2 separate regions of the Mus musculus genome follow, and region 2 is linked to region 1. Evidence: chromatin contacts called from ENCODE POLR2A ChIA-PET data. All regions are on one chromosome and are shown on one strand. Each heading gives the region's core, a stretch centred on a gene start or an enhancer-like site at or near the end of the contact. The rest is flanking DNA. Distances are from core to core; before and after follow the strand shown. Region 1 holds the start of Mthfd1l (methylenetetrahydrofolate dehydrogenase (NADP+ dependent) 1-like). Region 2 holds the start of Armt1 (acidic residue methyltransferase 1).

Region 1 (2,617 bases), core at 34-2,533:
AGATGTCGCACAGTATTGAGTTTATTCCACAGATGAGAAATGTTGTGTTTAGGGATCCCCAATCTAAAAGGGACATCTATCAAACCTGCCCTAATAAATGAATGGACATGGCCAGAAGATAGATTCCAATATCCCTTCCATGGGCTCATCTCTAAGGGCTTAAATTCCTCCATGTATAAGCTTCAACTCTTAAAATATGCCTCCATCTCCCAGTAACCAAGAGGGTGACCAGGTTTTTAATATATGGACCTTTGGGACACATATCCAACCTACAGCAGTGAGGAAGGCAGAGGATATCCTGTAAACACTGTCTGACTCAACCTCATCGTAGGCACTTTTCATAGGGAGTAAGTTTCTGTGGCTCCAAGTTCCAACTAGATGTGTGTATTTTTTTTTTTCTTAAACTTTTTACCCTCTTTGGAACCTGCTTGTCCATGCATTTCAAAAACATGGCCCCCGTGTGTCAGTGAGGTGGCTCAACAGGTATAGTCACTTGCTGCCAAACCTATGAAGTTGAGTTCTATCCCTAGAACAATCCTTCTGCCCAGCACCTCAGCACGCCGCTGCTGACCCCAAGATAGAATCAGAGAACTGGTTTCTTCAGGTTGTCCTATCCTTTACTTGCTGCAAGCTCAAGGACACAAGTAAAACTTAAAAAGAGGAAGAGGAGGAGGGCACGTGGAATTGGGCAAGCTCACAGCTCTGCCAGCAAACCAAATGACTTCTCTTGATCGCAGGTTCTCCTGGTTAGAAATCAGACGAATGGCGTTCCATTTCTTACATCTGTTGGGGTTAATAAATATATCTTTCCAGCACACAAGACAGCGTGAGCACTCAAAAAACGGTCTCTGCCTTGCACAAATTCTACCCTACCTCATTTGTGGTCTACAAAGTTACTATGTTATTCCCACTAGCCTTGGAAATTATAAACTTGGAAGACTCAGTCCTAAAACCATTGACGTTAATCTGCTTAAGGCTACAAAACCAGCATTTGCATTGCAAACTCTAAGAACGACATTTAGCCCTAGGCCACCTCCCACGTAATAAACACTTCCTTCTGAAGGTCTAAACTGGACTTAGGACCACTACCTCCTGAGGAAAGTGAGCTGCATTATGAAGACCAAGGGTGGCATCAGGTTTTGAGGCAGAAGGGCTGGCCATACAATCTCAGGGCAAGGGCTCAGCACCACGCTGATGCCCCACCTCCTATGCCTTGACTTTCTGGCAACTCCAACCAAAAGCTTCACGTCCGCTGGCCCCCGCCCTGTTAACGTCACGGCCACTTGGTACAGTGCCCCCTAGGGGCCTCAGTTCCTCCCACGAGGAAGAGTCTAGTCTTTCCTGCTGCTGGCCCTTTACTGTGCCGCTTGGCTCTCTGGTGCCTCCCACGCCAGCCCGGGGAAGAACTTGCAGCCGCATCTCGGCGCCTGGGGATAACCAGTCACCCCGCACTCTGCAGCAGCATGAGCGTCCGCCTCCCTCTCCTGCTTCGCCAGCTCGGCCGCCAGCAGCTGCCCTCGGGCCCGGCGTGTCGCCTCCGTGAGCTGTGTCGCTCAGGCAGCAGAAGCAGCAGCAGCGGAGGTGGTGACCCCGAGGGGTTACGCGGGCGGCGGCTGCAGGATGGCCAAACCTTCAGCAGCCATGGCCCAGGCAATCCGGAAGCCCCCGGGATGGACTCCATCGTCAGGTGAGTGTCCTGTTTGTCTACAGGCAGGTCCCTAGCCAGGGACCCAAGGACCCAATGGCACTCTCGGCCGCTGGGAGACCCGAGGGACCGTTCGTAGGGCGGGAAACAGAGAATGCTTGGTTCCGACTTGCTAGAGACGCCTTGCGATTGGCAGAGAGGGCGTGGGGGCGAAGGGGAACGTCCGGAGTATGGGACCCGGTAGATGAGGGCATCCCCCCCAGCCGGCGCGCGCCTCACGGACCGCACGCCCCGCTCCACGTGCACCGCCCGCCTCCGGCTCTGATGCAACCGCGCCGGGCGTGGCGCCGACAGGAAAAGGGCGGTGCGGCCCTGGGCGGGAGAGAAGCAAGGAGGATGGCCCTACAATCCCGCCACTGCTGATGTCCCACTACTGAAGGAGGGGCGGGCTAAACCCCTTGCGGAAGCCCTCTAGGTCTAGGCGTACGGTCCGCTCCGGAGCATCGCTGCTCAGAGAGCACACAGGTTCCGGTGCAGCAGTATCTGGAAAGTTCATTCTATATCCGGTGGTGATCTGAGCAGAGTCATCTGGTCAGACCCTATAGTGAGTTTGCTAGGCCACTGCTGTGCAGAGGCACCTACCTGCAAAGGGCGGGAAAGCCCTTTTCTGCTTTGATTCCCAACTGGGGCTATGGAAACAAATGAGCAAAAATAATCTGCCCCCAGGGGCTGTCACACATATATCCCGCAACAAGTAGTCATTATTTTTACAATAAACTAAACTAAGCTCTACAAACTTGGTGTAATGAGCATGACAGTAAATACTTAAGGTTCAGTGAACTAAAAAGCAGAATTTAAAATGTTACATGGGTACGTTTGTAATAAGGAAAAACGTTCTCACAGTTTTTTGATAAAATCCAACATTTTATGGACACTGACATTTCAATTTCATGTGGTTTTCACGTGCTATGA
Region 2 (2,617 bases), core at 83-2,582, 460 kb after region 1:
AATGCCTTTGTTCCAGGCCCTCTGGGCCTTTCCACTCACCTGTCCACAAGCTCTCCTCCTAAGGACTTGACTCCCTCAGTGACTTGGTATAATACATATAACCAACACACATCCATCACATCCACTTTGGATTTTCAAGACTGGATTTCTCTGGATAACCTATAATTTCTCTCTTTGACTGGCCTGGAACTTGCTTTGTACACCAGGCTGGCCTCTGCCTCTGGAGTGACAGGATTAATACTTATAACCAACACTCATCCATTCTCTTGCTATTTTTTACTTTGTCCTCATATTTAGCACCACTTACATACCTTGTATTTTTAGCTTTTTAATTCATGCAATGACTACTCCTTACCGTGTGCAGTATGCTAGCTCTGGAAATGAGCAAATAAGGGATAATATATATTAGTTAGCGACAGTGATATCAGAAAGCAATAAAGGAGATTTTTGCCTCTCTTCAAAAGCAGGTTTCTGTGTTTGTCCCCCTATGCTCAGTGACAGTAGTGTCCTTGGGCACAGAGGCGTCAAGTAAATTTTTAAAATGAAACACAAGGGAGCTGCAGTTTTTGAGCATTATCCTTAAGCATAATATGTCCATGTGCCTAAGGATAGCACTAATTGCACTTAGTGTTTTAAGTTGGGAGTGGGACATGGGTAGGCCTAGGCGTTTGACGGCAGGGCTGGGGGTGGTGGTGGACATAACCAAAATATATTGTACATGAGATGCAGAATACCATCAATGAAAAAAGCGGCTGCATCCAGGTTAGATTCAGCGGGTAAGTGGGGCTGACCTTTGGGAGCACTTCTTCCAGTTCCTAAGTTCAAGGTGATTTCATGCACCTTGGCAGCTACTACTATGCCCTGCTTCCAACTCGGCGGGGTCGGGAGTGTTTGGCTTGAGGTGCTTCGGATTCCCGGCTAAATTCCCAGGCCCTGGCCGAAGCCCACACCTCCTCACCAGCTTCTCCGGCTGGGGAAGCGCGAAGCACTGACCTGTGCGCGGAGAGGACGACCGCGACGCCCACGCGCACGCTCCCGCCGCAGGAACCTCTGCGGAAACACACCCCGCCCCGCCCCGCTGCGGCGCAGGCGCACTGCAAGCCCCAGGCCGGCAAGCTGGGACACGTGACCGTCCGAACACGTGACCGCTCCGCGCCCCCCCCCCCCCCTTCCGCTCGGCGGGCTACCGCCTCCGGTCCTCCAGGGCTTCCGCTCGCGTAGCCGGAAGGCCCTTGCGCCCCATGTTCTGACCCTGGCCAGACCACCAAATAAAGTTTCTGAGTTCAAAAGCGCTTAAAAAAAAAAAAAAAAAAAAAAAAAGCTCCAACGCTTCCTTTCTGGAACCGCGGCCGTTGAACCCCGGGCGACGCCAGTTGAGTGGCTTGTGGTGCCGGTGTGATGGCCGAGTCCCCGGCGTTTCTTTCCGCTAAGGACGAGGGGTGCGTCTCGCTTTTTTTTTCTTGCGCTCTTGGGAGAAAAAACCCATGTTGGGTGAGGAAGCTGTGGGCGGTCGGGAGCGCCGGATCCTCAAGCTGAGAGTTCGAGTCCCACCTCGGTGGGAGAGAGCCGGCTCGCTGTGCTGGCCGGCGTCAGGACCTAGCTAGTTCCGCTGTGTACCTTCTTCCTTTCTGTCCCGAATTGAGACGCTGGGGCAGGAGTATTGCTGCGAGTTAAAGCCAGCTTGAGCTCGTAGTGAGTTCGAGCTCACTGTGGGATACATTAGGAAAAAGCTTGTCTCTAACAAGTGAGAAGGAAAGGCGCTGCGGGGGCCAACAATTAGGACTCATACCTACTGCGGTGTGTATTAATGGTATGGGTCAAACTAATAACTCTATATTTAAAAACGTCCTAATTTTGCGTGTGCGCGCACATGCCATTATTCGCGTTAGAGGTCAGAGGACAGCTCTGGAGCCGATTTTGTTCCTTCACCTCTCAGGAGTTCAACGAGAACTCGGTCGCGGGCAGCAGATTTATCATGTGCCTTTACCCACTGAGCCATCTCACTGGCCCCCAAAATAAACATCATTAGAAGTAGTTCTTGCAATTTTCATCTTTAGAGTTTTCCCCCCTATACACACTTCTCATGAAATTTGTTAGGCACAATCGATTCACCAAAACAGCTAATAGCAAAATGGAACAATTAGTGGGACGTTAGTTTACTTTAAATTTAATTAAAATTATTTAAAACTTACAGATCGTTGACTGCTGGAATTTTCCACTTGCAATGTTTTTAAACTGGTTGAGTGCCCCTGGGAAGGCAAACCTGTGGACAAAGGGGGAATTACAATATGCTACAACGCTGAGAGCAAAGTTATAAGTAAGAGCAGAAATAAGCATTGGCTAAGTAGCCAATCTTCTTGTCTGGCTGGATGGTTGGTTTTCTTTTGACACGGAGCTATTGAATTATGTAGTGAAGGATGACCTGGGACTCCCAATACTCCTGCCATTATACTCTGTGTCATTATAGAGGGAGACACCACTAGGCTCCAAATTCATATTTCAAATACTTTATTTTCAAATGATTTAATTAGTTTTTATGTGTTGGGGGAGTGTGGCACTCACCTGTGACATTACCCAGGAATGGACGTCAGAGGACGACTTGTGTAGGGAGTCCCCT

Evidence for each region. ChIA-PET counts read pairs that join two places held with the same protein, here RNA polymerase II (POLR2A).
Region 2: POLR2A ChIA-PET joins it to region 1 with 18 read pairs in Patski. The contact joins the promoter of Armt1 here to the promoter of Mthfd1l in region 1. POLR2A ChIA-PET finds 5 or more read pairs at or near these places in 3 of 5 experiments (Patski and embryonic stem cell).

The regions. Positions count from the first base shown.
Region 1 is chr10:3,971,792-3,974,408 of GRCm38, forward strand. Mthfd1l (methylenetetrahydrofolate dehydrogenase (NADP+ dependent) 1-like) reads left to right here and starts at 1,284. Exons shown (of 28, transcript NM_172308.4): 1 at 1,284-1,687. The coding sequence starts at 1,464.
Region 2 is chr10:4,431,273-4,433,889 of GRCm38, forward strand. Armt1 (acidic residue methyltransferase 1) reads left to right here and starts at 1,333. Exons shown (of 5, transcript NM_024261.2): 1 at 1,333-1,439. The coding sequence starts at 1,399. It overlaps Rmnd1 (required for meiotic nuclear division 1 homolog), which reads right to left and starts at 1,116. Exons shown (of 13, transcript NM_025343.6): 1 at 994-1,116.